Linked DNA regions of Mus musculus: region 2 is linked to region 1. A link is a loop called in an ENCODE intact Hi-C map of the cell type or tissue named here. Cell type or tissue: gastrocnemius. All regions are shown on one strand. Links, peaks and the distances in the headings refer to the core of each region. The heading gives the core; the rest is flanking DNA.

Region 1 (5,373 bases), core at 128-5,127:
ACCTCAGGAGAGCCAGGAATGTGGAAATTTCAAATAAGGAACCTTCCAGGGATACATGTTACCAAGAAAACTCAGGGTAAGCCAGTCAACTGGCAAGGTCTTCTATATCCAATCCAGGCTAGTGTGTCTTCTTGAGGGAACCCACAGATGTAGTTCCTGCAAGGTCACTCAATTTGGAGGCACTAGTGCACACACAACAGCAACCCGAACCATTTGAGCCCCTTCTAGAACTTTTGCACCAAAGAATTAGCTTGTCTATCAACACAAAGGAATTACACAGAAGTAAGAGAGCCTTGACATCTATTGAGTCCCCTTCCCAATGTCTAATGGCGTAACAGATGGGTCCCAAAGCAGTAGAGTCAGGTGTATTGCCCAAGTGGAATGTGCGGAGGAGAAGAAGTCCAGTCTGCCCCCACCCCCATGGGCTGGCACGTGACATCATTCAGGGCTCAGGTAGACATTCTGCCTTGGAATTTTAAATGCCAGATTCTACTCACCCACCTGTCATTGTGCATGTATTTTTAATTTGTACTTAGAACTTTGTTCTTTCAAAAGTACACATGAAAAACAATGGCTTCAAGACAAGATAGCCATAAAATAGTATCTGTGGCCTCTATCTGTGGTTTATTGTCCAGACAGTGGAAGTTAAAGAATAAAGAACAAAAGAAAGGCTGAGGACAAGTCAATGGCAGACCCCTTATCTTAGCTAGCCTGTGCAAGACTGGTGTTTGATCAGTCTTCCTTGGAATCACAAGGAAGAGATGAAGGGCTAAAGGAAGAGAAGTAGAGAGGAAGGGAATAAAAAGAAATGGTAGAGGGAGAGCAGAAAGGGAAAAGGAAAAGGGGGAAGGAGGAGGAAAAGGAATGCTAAAGCTGCTGCTTTGGGTCAAGGAATGAGGCCCATTTCTGTGGGTCCATGCAATCAAGGGCATTAAGGCTCTATGAAGGGCATCTATGTTTATAAAGCTCCAGCTCTGGTGGGCACCAGGATTGTTCACTACATAGTGGTAAGGAAGGCAGTGGCAGTCAGCAGCTTTACTCTTCAGTGAACACTTATGCTTTTACTTATAATGAATTCTACTGGACAGGTCTATGACTAGGCACAATACTATTGCAACCAGCAATGCAGACTCTGGCTTTGTTTAGAGTAGCCTGTGTGATAAGAGCTGTTGTGGAGCCAAAGGAGCCACGGCCATTGATAAGCTGGTGAAAGGGCTTTGATTCATTCAGAGCTGTAGATCCAGAGGCTGACAATGCTCCCATCCTCCCATATCCCTGAAGCTACTATGTGGCTTCCTGATTGTGTGGCTTCCTAAGGTTTCACTGTTGAAAGTTTCCAGAGTCTGGCCTAGGAAAAGCACAGACGAAGTGGACCCGTGGGTCCAAGATTGTCCAGATGGAAATGCAGGAAGCCATACAAGAGTCTGATGGTGGGGGAAAGTCATGGCATTGAGCATCAGGACCAATATTCTGGCTTTGGGATCTACAGCCTAGTTGTGAGGTTTCAGGTGACTTAGTTTGTTTTCTCAAACTGTATCTGTTTCCCAAGTATCTATGTGCTCTTACTTAGGAAGCTAGATGGTCCCTCTGGTCCTAGGAGGAGCCTCGGTGGGGAACAGGAACCAGGCCACTACTCTCAGTAAAGCTCTGCAGTAACAGAGAACACAGCGATAACAGAAGCTGGGAGAATAAGAAAACATGTAGAAACTGTCCTGGGGTTTTTCCAGTACATTCATCAGCTAAAAAAATAAAAATAAAAAATAGATTTAATCTTTCCTAATTAGAGTAAATATTTGAATCAGAGTGGACAGAAGGGTCCCACGCATAGAAAGGAGTTTACGCAGTTCCCAACTCATGCAAACATTCCATGAGCTATTGAATATACTTACTGAAGAACAGGTCTATGAAGTGAGAGCCTATTACAACTTTTTTTTTCCATAAGGAAAACTTGTAGTGAGTCCTAGAGTGGCCCGCACTTGGGTTCTACTTTGAAGCCCCAGCTTAGTCCTTGCCTGTCTGAGTGACATGAAATTAGATGCTAAAAAATTGAATTATTATTTATTGGTTCACATGTTTCCTTCTCACCTATGTTTCAACCCAGAGGATACTTGTTTATATTTCTGTTCCCCGGTTATGATACACATTCCAATCAGGCGTTCAGGAAATGTTTTACAAATAAAATATCTAAGGGGAGGGGGTAAACCAAAGTTTCATGAGCTTAGTGAATTAAAGAGGTTGGGGTAGCTTATAACATGGAGGTGACAACTCTGCAGTCTGAAACACATTAAAAGTAAGAGTCTTAAAAATCACCCCATTTCCAGCAAGACAGGCTCTGAGATAGTAGAGCCTGCTTCTTCCCTTTAGGTCCCCAGTGAGGCTCTGTGATATCAGAGATAACTACGTCAGAGCAGTCTGGAAGAAAGGGAAAATAACAACTTGGCATGCAGAAACCGCCTGGTTTTTTTCCAACTCGTTCATCAGTAAAAATCTCTCCCCATTCCTAGGCTGGAGTAAAGTGATGAAACCAAGTCTTAAGTCACCCAGGTCTCTCTCTGTTCCTGGAGAGAAGCCAGAGGAGGGAGCAGCAGCCAGAGCTCAAGACACTGCTGTCCTCTTGTGGCCTGCCAGATGCTGTGCTCTCAAATCCACTCAAGAAACCAGAAGCCGCCGGCCTCCCTGGAGCCCAGAAAGCTGCCTTAGAAATGGGGCTTCAAAAAAAAAAAAGAAAAAGAAAAAGAAATGGGGCTTCTTTTCCCAAAGGGCTGAGAGTGAAGAATATCTATGCATGGAACACTGCCCAGCAGGTATTTCTTGCCCAGACTGGGCACGGGTGGATGGAAAGAACCGTTCCTGAGAAGGAAGGCGGCTGCATCTTTGAGTGGAATTTCCCCACCTCTTAGTGCTAGTAGAACTAGCACTAAGTTCAGTCCTTTTGCACAGCACAGTGTATACTGGTGTATTCACTAGGGAGTAATGGGCATTGTTGGTCAGTGAACAAGCTAGAGAAAATAGTGTGTCTCACCTTAACATCTCATGGAATAGAAACAAGTAGCTGAACCAGTCTAGATCCAAACTTCCTTCTTCTAAACTCAGAACTACAGAGCAGCTAATAGTCTACCCTGTCTGACTGTGAGTCCCTTATACTGAGTTTAATAAAGATGTACTTATTTTGTCATGCATTCACTTAACAAACAGCATCAAGTACCAATCATATGCAGGTTGCCTCAGGGACTCATCATATAGGACCACCCTGCACTCTTAGAGTTAGGGCTTGTGTTGTTAGATATCAGAGTTGGGACCCATCTTTCAATATGAAATTCATTCATGTGTCACAGCCCGAGGTAATTTATATAACATTTCCAATGTGCCCGTGTCTGACAGTCATCTATCACTTGAGGTAAAGTATGGAATTTTCCATTTGTGTCATCTTAGTGATGCTAATTTCTAGTTTCAAAAACTCCAGTTGGGGAGTTTCTTGTAATGAGTGCTGCGCACAGAGCAAGCTAAATGTTCTGCATTTTCTAATCCAGGGAGCAAGCTTACTTGCCTAACTCTGGGTCTAACAGCAAAGTCTTTTGTGCCACAGAGAACTCCTTGCTTCAAGGTCCTGTCTGCCTGGCAAGCAGCTCATGAAGGATAGATCCAACAAACACGCTGATGCTCTCCATGCCATAAGAACCCCATTTGAAGACTCCACAAGAATATGTAAAAAGTAGAATCAGTAGGAGAAATACATGAGATTTTCAAAGAACTGTAAGAATATCCAGAAAGATCATAGATACAATCATATGTTTGTATAGACCAGAGGCCTGGACCCCACCCCTAGGGTAGCACAGGGAACTGCAGGTGTTCCCTACCCACCAGTCGCTGCCCATCAGGGAGACACTCCCATGAACCTAAAGTTAGGGGACAATCTATTTGAAAGGCACCATTCAAAGGCAGCGCTGTGTGATGTCCTGAAGGAAGTCACTGGGTACAGAAAAGGTGACTCACGGGCAGATCTGAGAGGCCTATGGGTTATTTTGTCTACACCGAGGGAAGGTTACAATAAGCTGATGTCATTGTGACGGGCATAGTCTGTTTCCTTCTGAAAGAATTCATTTCCAGCAGCAGGGGGTATGTGTTAGATCTTTGTTTACCTTGCAGTGCAATTCCCAGCATTGCCCAGGGAGTTTTGATTTGCCAGCTTTTGTGAAGTAATCCTGAAGGGTAAGAATTCTGTTTCCCTTCCTGATACAAGAAGCCTTTCTTTACTAATTCATGAGAGGAAAAACTATTATCTCCTTATGAATTCTTTTCTGTATACTTCCAAATGAACCCAAAAGAGGAGGGACTGTGGTGCTTTCAATAACAGAAGTCAGTGCTGGTCTCATTTTTAAGATAGTCCACAAAAGGCAAGCATAGCAATAAGATGCCAGGCAACTTGTTCTGAAGAAGTGCTCTGATTTACCCAAGCTGTGTGGTAACTATACAGCAACCAATGAGATATAAATAATTAAGTAAGTAAATAAATAAATAAAGAGTGACACAGACGTGACTTGTGGTGCATGTGTGGAGCTCTTATTGAAAAGCAATAAGCATATAACAGATAGGTATATGACTAGAAATAAAAATAGTGCCATGATTTTTGATCATTTTGATTCTGGATAAATAGGAGCTGATTCTAACCATAATAGATAACTCATCAAATATAGTTCATGTCATTGAGATGTTCTTGAATATAGAATGTAGCTCAGATATATTCGATGTAGATTAGATTAAATATAGTTAATGTAATGTTGTAATAACAGTGACTTAGAAGTAAAAACAGTCAGGCACGGCCACACACTCTTGTGATACCAGCATTTAGGCAGCTGGGCAGGGAGAGTCAGGAAGTTCAAGTGCAGTCAGACTACATAGCAAGAGCTGTGTCAAAAGCCAGCAAATACATAAAAATGAAAGAGATGGGTTTTAAAGTGCAGGAGCTTATGACGGAGAGAATCCTTTCTCCGTCTGTCTTGGTGGTGAGATTTGTCCGTTCTACCACAGCGGCACTGTATTCATTATTAGAATCCTGAATTTCTCAGAATCAACTCTGCATTTCAGCTTTCTTATTGAGAAACAATTAATTGGCCTGGAAGCAACTGTGAATCACCTATTATCCATTATCCTGTTGCTTAGCAAAACCCCAATTTCCTTTCTCATCCTCTCTTGCAGTGCACAGTGAGCATTTGGGTGTTTGTGGGCAAGCGGATCTAAACAGAAAAGCTCTTGTGAAGTGGACAGACGTATCTAAGTTATCCCATGTACTATCAATATCATCCCTTCCATGAGGAGACACAGATAGGATGGCTTGAATGCCAAGCCCACCTTGTGACCATAACAGAAGAACAC
Region 2 (5,373 bases), core at 295-5,294, 420 kb before region 1:
GGCCCATAGTCCCCGCCGCCACCGCCGCCACCCGCTGCCGCACCGACGCCCGCAGGACCTGCGGGCACCGGGCAGCTGGCCATATAGGTGGAGCCCGGGTTGGGCGACATGTGGGGGACGTGGTGGTGGTGGAGGTGGTGTGGATGCGCGTGGCCCGGAGCACCCGCCCCTGTATCATAGCCCGCGGGCATCATGTCGAGGCCACCATAACCGCCTTGACCGTGGCAACCCAGAGGCGCCGACGGGGGCGCTTGGAAGTCGAAGCCCTGGGGCAGCAGCGAGGCCCCGAAGCCCAAGCCGCTCACCACGCGATGGTACATGGGTTTGAGAGCCTGGCACTTCCGCCTGAAGCCGCGCGGCCGGCGGCGGAACGAACCCTCCTCAAACATGAATTCGCTGGCCGGGTCGATGGTCCAGTAGTGGCCCTTACCAGGTCTCCCGAGGCCCTTGGGCAGCTTGATGAAGCACTCGTTGAGCGAGAGGTTGTGGCGCACGGAGTTCTTCCAGCCCTGGTAGGCGCCACGGAAAAAGGGGAAGCGCGCCTGTAGGAACTGGTAGATCTCACTGAGCGTCAGGCGCTTGCTGGGCGAGCTCTGGATGGCCATGACGATGAGCGCGATGTACGAGTAAGGAGGCTTCTCCGGCCGCCGCAGCCCCGAGGTTGCCTTCTTGGTGCCTCCACTCCCGGCGCCCGCGCCGCCGCTGCTAGCCGCACTCTTGCAAGCACCGGCCGAGGCGCTGACGGAGTTAGAAGAGGACGAGGCACAGGAGGCAGAGGATGATGATGACGACGACGAAGTGGACTCCAGGGTGGCGGCGGGTGGCGGGCTCATCAAGGCGGCCTGGAGCGCGCCGGGCGCCGGGCTGCACGCGCGGCGGAGTGGGGCAGGCGGCGGGCGCGGCGGGGGTGGCGGAGGCCCGCCCTCGGTGCTCATCTGGGAATCGGGAACGAGGCCGGGCCTGGGGGGCGGACCCCGGACCGGGATCGGCGGCGCCGGAGCCGGGTCGGTCCACAAATCGGGCGAGTGCCCTACTGCGCCGGCCGCGCTGCAGCCCGGGCCACTGCGGGCCAGCGCTTCGGCGTCGCCTCCCTCAGCTCCTCTGGGGCTTCGGGCGGCGGCGGCGGCGGCGGGTCGGAGGCAACGCCCCGCGCATCCCTCTTCCGAGCCTCCGGCCGGCTCCTTGCGCAACCGTCTCCTAAGCCACTGAGGCGACGCTGCCCAGAGCTGGACAGCTGCGCCCTCGAGCCAAGACCTCAGCCCGGACCCCGGGGACTAGCCCGTCGTCTTCTTTCAGGAGTGCTCTTCTCTCTGTCTCTTGGACTTCCTCCCTGGCGCGCCCTCCCCGCGGCAGCTTCGCTCCCTCCCTCCCTCGCTCCCTCCCTCCACCCCACCCCGCCCTGCCCCCTCCTTGCTCCGCGCCGCCCGCCACGGGGAGGGCGCACAGGGCTCGCGTCACTCCTCCCCCTCTGGACCTGGCGGCGGGCTCCTGCTCTTATCGCCTCCCGGACTCTCCGGGGTCCTGCTGGCACTACTAATTCCTCTCGGGGCTCTTTCCCTTTCCCAGTCTGTCCTCTTCAAAGCCGCAGATACACCCGCATTCAGCAGGGAGAACTCCCAACCTTGGCCAGACTCGATTACTCCTAACTTCAGCAATTCATTCTCTGTTCCTTCCAGCAGCCCGTATCCTATCCCAGAAGTGCCCCCAACCTAGCGATCCGTGCCCGGACACACCCTGCCCCTCCTCCACCCCCGCCGGACCCTGTGGGGGCTGAGTCTTGGGGAGACTGTGCCCTGGAAGAGCTTCCTTAGCCACGGTCCCCAGTGCCCGAACTGACACCATCTGTCAACTTCATTTAGGCAGTGCTGCCCTCAGCCACACGCCAGGGTGCCAGACGTCCCAAGGTAACGTGCCAACTCCGGGTCTCTCTCTCTCTCTCTCTCTCTCTCTCTCTCTCTCTCTCTCTCTCTCTGGCTGGACATGCAGGCTTCTGAGAGGTCACAGCAGAGGGCAAACACTGGACGCCCTTGAGCTGTGCCCGGGGCAGTTATGAACAGATTGTCAGCTGAGCAAGGGGTTTGGGTGGAGAAACCTGGGGCCACCTCTTAGACACTCTTTTGAGTCGAATGGATTCGGTTTTTTATTTGCTTCCATTTTCCACTGACTTGTCATTTCCACTTCATGCTGAGAGAGAGCAAGAGAGACCCTGAGTAAGGAGATAGTTGTATTTATTATCAACAAGGAAGGTCTGCACAGCTGCCAGTGGGTTTACAGCGTCTGTCTTCCGGTGCACCCCCCCCCCACTCCCTATGTTCCGTGGCCCAGCTCCCTCCATTCGAGAACACTCCTCCAGTTGTGGCTTATTCCTCTAAGTAAGAGTCGGCTCAGAGAGAGATGGCCCTCGGGAGAAATCATTCCAATGAGACCCGACAGTTAGTTATTGGATTACACGTGCGGGGAAATGTAGTCTGACCCCGGACAGGGGCTGCAAAGCGAGTTGCAAGCTGAAGGAGGCCTGACCACACCAGGGCTGGTGGCCTGGCCCAGAGGGAAGGAGATGCCCATCAGAGTAGCAAATGGTAGGCACAGCACTGCGCCAGCCCTGAGAGGACTGGGTTTGTGTTGTGTACGCAGAAAGCCTGGGAAGATGGGAGACAAGGCAGAGAGGAGAGTGCAGGGCCCAGTAAAGATGCTACAAAGAGCCTGGTTGAGCAAGTGGGGTCTGGCCTCCTGGGGGTGGGGGAGCCTGCACCAGCTCTGTGCCCTAGTGCATGGGGACTGCCCCTGATGGAGACTGTTGGTGGGTCTGAGGAACAGAGGAAAGGGCGGGTGCAGGGGGGGGGGGAGGGGGCTGGCCCCAGACAGTGACCTGGAGTTGAGTGGAAGCAGGCTTTTTCCATCAAACCCTGCCTGGATACCACACACAGAGCCCGAGTGTCAGTTTACTGCCCTGAGCCCGGCTCCTTTTCCCTAAGCTCCACAGTAATTAGACAAAGAAAACCTAAATTAGCTGAACAGGCGTCGACAGCTTCCTCCAGAGCACCCCTGGTACCTACATGGGAATGTGTCCGAAAATGGCCCGATTGTAGCCCAGAGTCAGCTAAGAAAACACCGCTGAGCAGAACTGAGTGGACCTCTCATTTTCAAGAGAGGAAAAGAAAAAAGAAAAAAAAAAAGAAAGAAACAAGTCGCTCTTTTCCGGAAGGGATGTTTTGCTTGGGTTGGGGGGGGGGGGGTTGATGTTTCGACTTTCTAAGAATTTCTTTTTGACTGACTAGTGAACATTTGGGGGACAAGTCCCCATTTATTTCATGCTGATCCCCGCCTTCCCTTTGTCATCTTGCCTGGTCTAATTTTTTTTTATGAGACTTAATATGGAAGCAAATATGTGCTCAATAAACCAAAGTTCTACGTGTCTGAAAAGAATTGCTTAGATGAGGTGGAACTTGGGTGAGGATAGGAAATGGCCCAAAGGAGCTTTGTGGGCAGACTTCGGTGTTGGTAAAAGTGTTTTCAAGTGAGTGTGTATGGAAGTGGGGAAAACATTGGTTCTGGAAGAAGAGTGGGGAGGAGGGGAGGCATGCTGTTTTGTAGGCAGGCTACACGTTTGAGAAACTTGTATGAAGTCAGTATTGTGGTCAGCCAGCTCTCCACCTGTTCTGTTTCCTGCACCCGGGGACTCTACGACTCTCACTCCCGCATGGTACTTGCTTTTAAATACTGGCCTTAAAAGTTTTAGGTCTGAAGAGAATGAAGGCACTAAGCCTTTTACAACCAAGGCAAGGTTTGATAACCTTCCACATCATTAGCTCTCAGTTTGGGAGCCACTGAGTTCTTTTCTAAGGGGTACCTGAGATTTTTACAAGGTTTTTCTTTTTTTTTTAATTTCTACGTATTTTTAATCTCTGTTATAAAAGGTTTTAAACGAGTCCTTTTATCATCCAGGTATTGATCACATGTTACTAAGATTCTCTGAATTTGTAAGAAATGACTCTTGTAGTCTGCAGTAGACAAGGCAAAGTATGCAAACTTGAAGCCTTTGTTCTAGTATACCGGTCCCCACCACCTCCACCCCCAACCCCCACACCTGCCCCAACTCCAGAAAGACAGGGAGCTTCGTGGTGAGCTCTTGGGCAGGAAGAGATCTCCAAAACTTGTTCTTGTTCTTGGGGATCCCATGTTCAATGGTTCTTTGAGGCTGCCCAGGGGCAAGTGATCTAGCTGGCTTAGGAATGGGAGTGGGGCTAGGACTCCAAATTCAATGTTCTTTTCTTTTTATTGCAGCTCAACCTTTGTGTTTTAGTCATAGATGTGTCCAAATCTGTCTGGAAAGAACACAGCTGATTGAGAATTAGGTCAAATTCTTACTCCCGGCAAGAGTATCCGTTTCTGGTGGGCAGGCTTTTGCTTATTTGTTTACTTGTGTTGCGATGCAGATTGAGACAAACAAGGGAGGCTCTCTACCTGAGTCCCAGCCCCCTCCCAGCCATGGTTAAAATGGAAGTCTCCTTGCTGATTTGTTTAGATTGGTCCCACTCTCTAGGAGGTCCCTTCTTCTGGTGTGAGCCCTCTCCTACTGATTTTAGTCCCTATAAACAACAACAACAACAAAAAACCTTGATTTTTTTTTAAATGAAGAAGTACAGGTATGGTTCATTAAATGATTCTAGATCAGCTTACGGGCTTGTTTAACAATAACAAAAAAAGACAAAGAAAAAGTAAAGAAGGAAAAAGAAAAAAGAAAAAAGAAAAAGAAGAGAAAAGCCACACAGCTCAGAACTGTTCTCATCCCATCGATATTGGGTTGGTCAACTGTTTCCATCTGGGCTGTGGGCACCCTTCCTCCTCCAAACCCATAGAGTACCACCCTTACCCCTTAGCAAGGGAATGTAAACTAGCAAAAATTGGATTGCTCTGATTTTGTTCTGCAGTCCATACTTTATTCTAGGAAATCGCTCCATTGTTGTGGTTTAAATCTTTTCTTAGCATGCTTCCTTTGTTTCGTGGGTTTTACATGAACTGGCTTAGACTAAACCAGTAAGGATGGCAGAGACCCATCTACACTAGGCGTATTTAAGGGTATTCAGGACGGGTCTTGGGTGAGCTGGCATGCTCTGTACCTTTCTCTTCCTTTAGCCTGAGCCTGGGTCGGAAGAACTCATCATTTTAACCACGTGTTTAGATCCGTGCTTAGGTTTTTGAGCGCCCACGATGCCTTTCAATAATTGCTTGTGGCACAGGGTTTGGGTTTCCTTGGGTAGTCTTTGCCTGCTGCTACCACAGGCCAGACCTTTCAGAATTGGTCAGTGGCAACGTTGAGCTTTGTGGCCGTAGGTGATTGCTCCACCAGCAGGGATTGGAGAGAGGAACTTA

Evidence for each region. Peaks named below come from ENCODE experiments on the same cell type or tissue, not always from the same donor. Only the 100,000 strongest peaks of a DNase experiment are listed, where the experiment ranks them.
Region 2: it touches region 1 in a loop (4-fold over the local background); 15 of 42 quality-filtered maps call a loop at or near these places.

The regions. Positions count from the first base shown.
Region 1 is chr13:31,205,099-31,210,471 of GRCm38, reverse strand. No RefSeq gene overlaps it. Among named protein-coding and RNA genes, the nearest start is that of 4930401O12Rik, 33 kb to the left of the region's middle. In gastrocnemius, for the core only: a CTCF peak has its summit at 2,614 (motif pointing left); a DNase peak (open chromatin) is centred at 2,580.
Region 2 is chr13:31,621,642-31,627,014 of GRCm38, reverse strand. It overlaps Foxf2 (forkhead box F2), which reads right to left and starts at 1,199. Exons shown (of 2, transcript NM_010225.2): 1 at 1-1,199. The coding sequence starts at 935. In gastrocnemius, for the core only: no CTCF peak of the experiment used is centred there; DNase peaks (open chromatin) are centred at 1,203, 1,440, 1,839, 2,659 and 3 more places; H3K4me3 peaks cover 1,711 bases.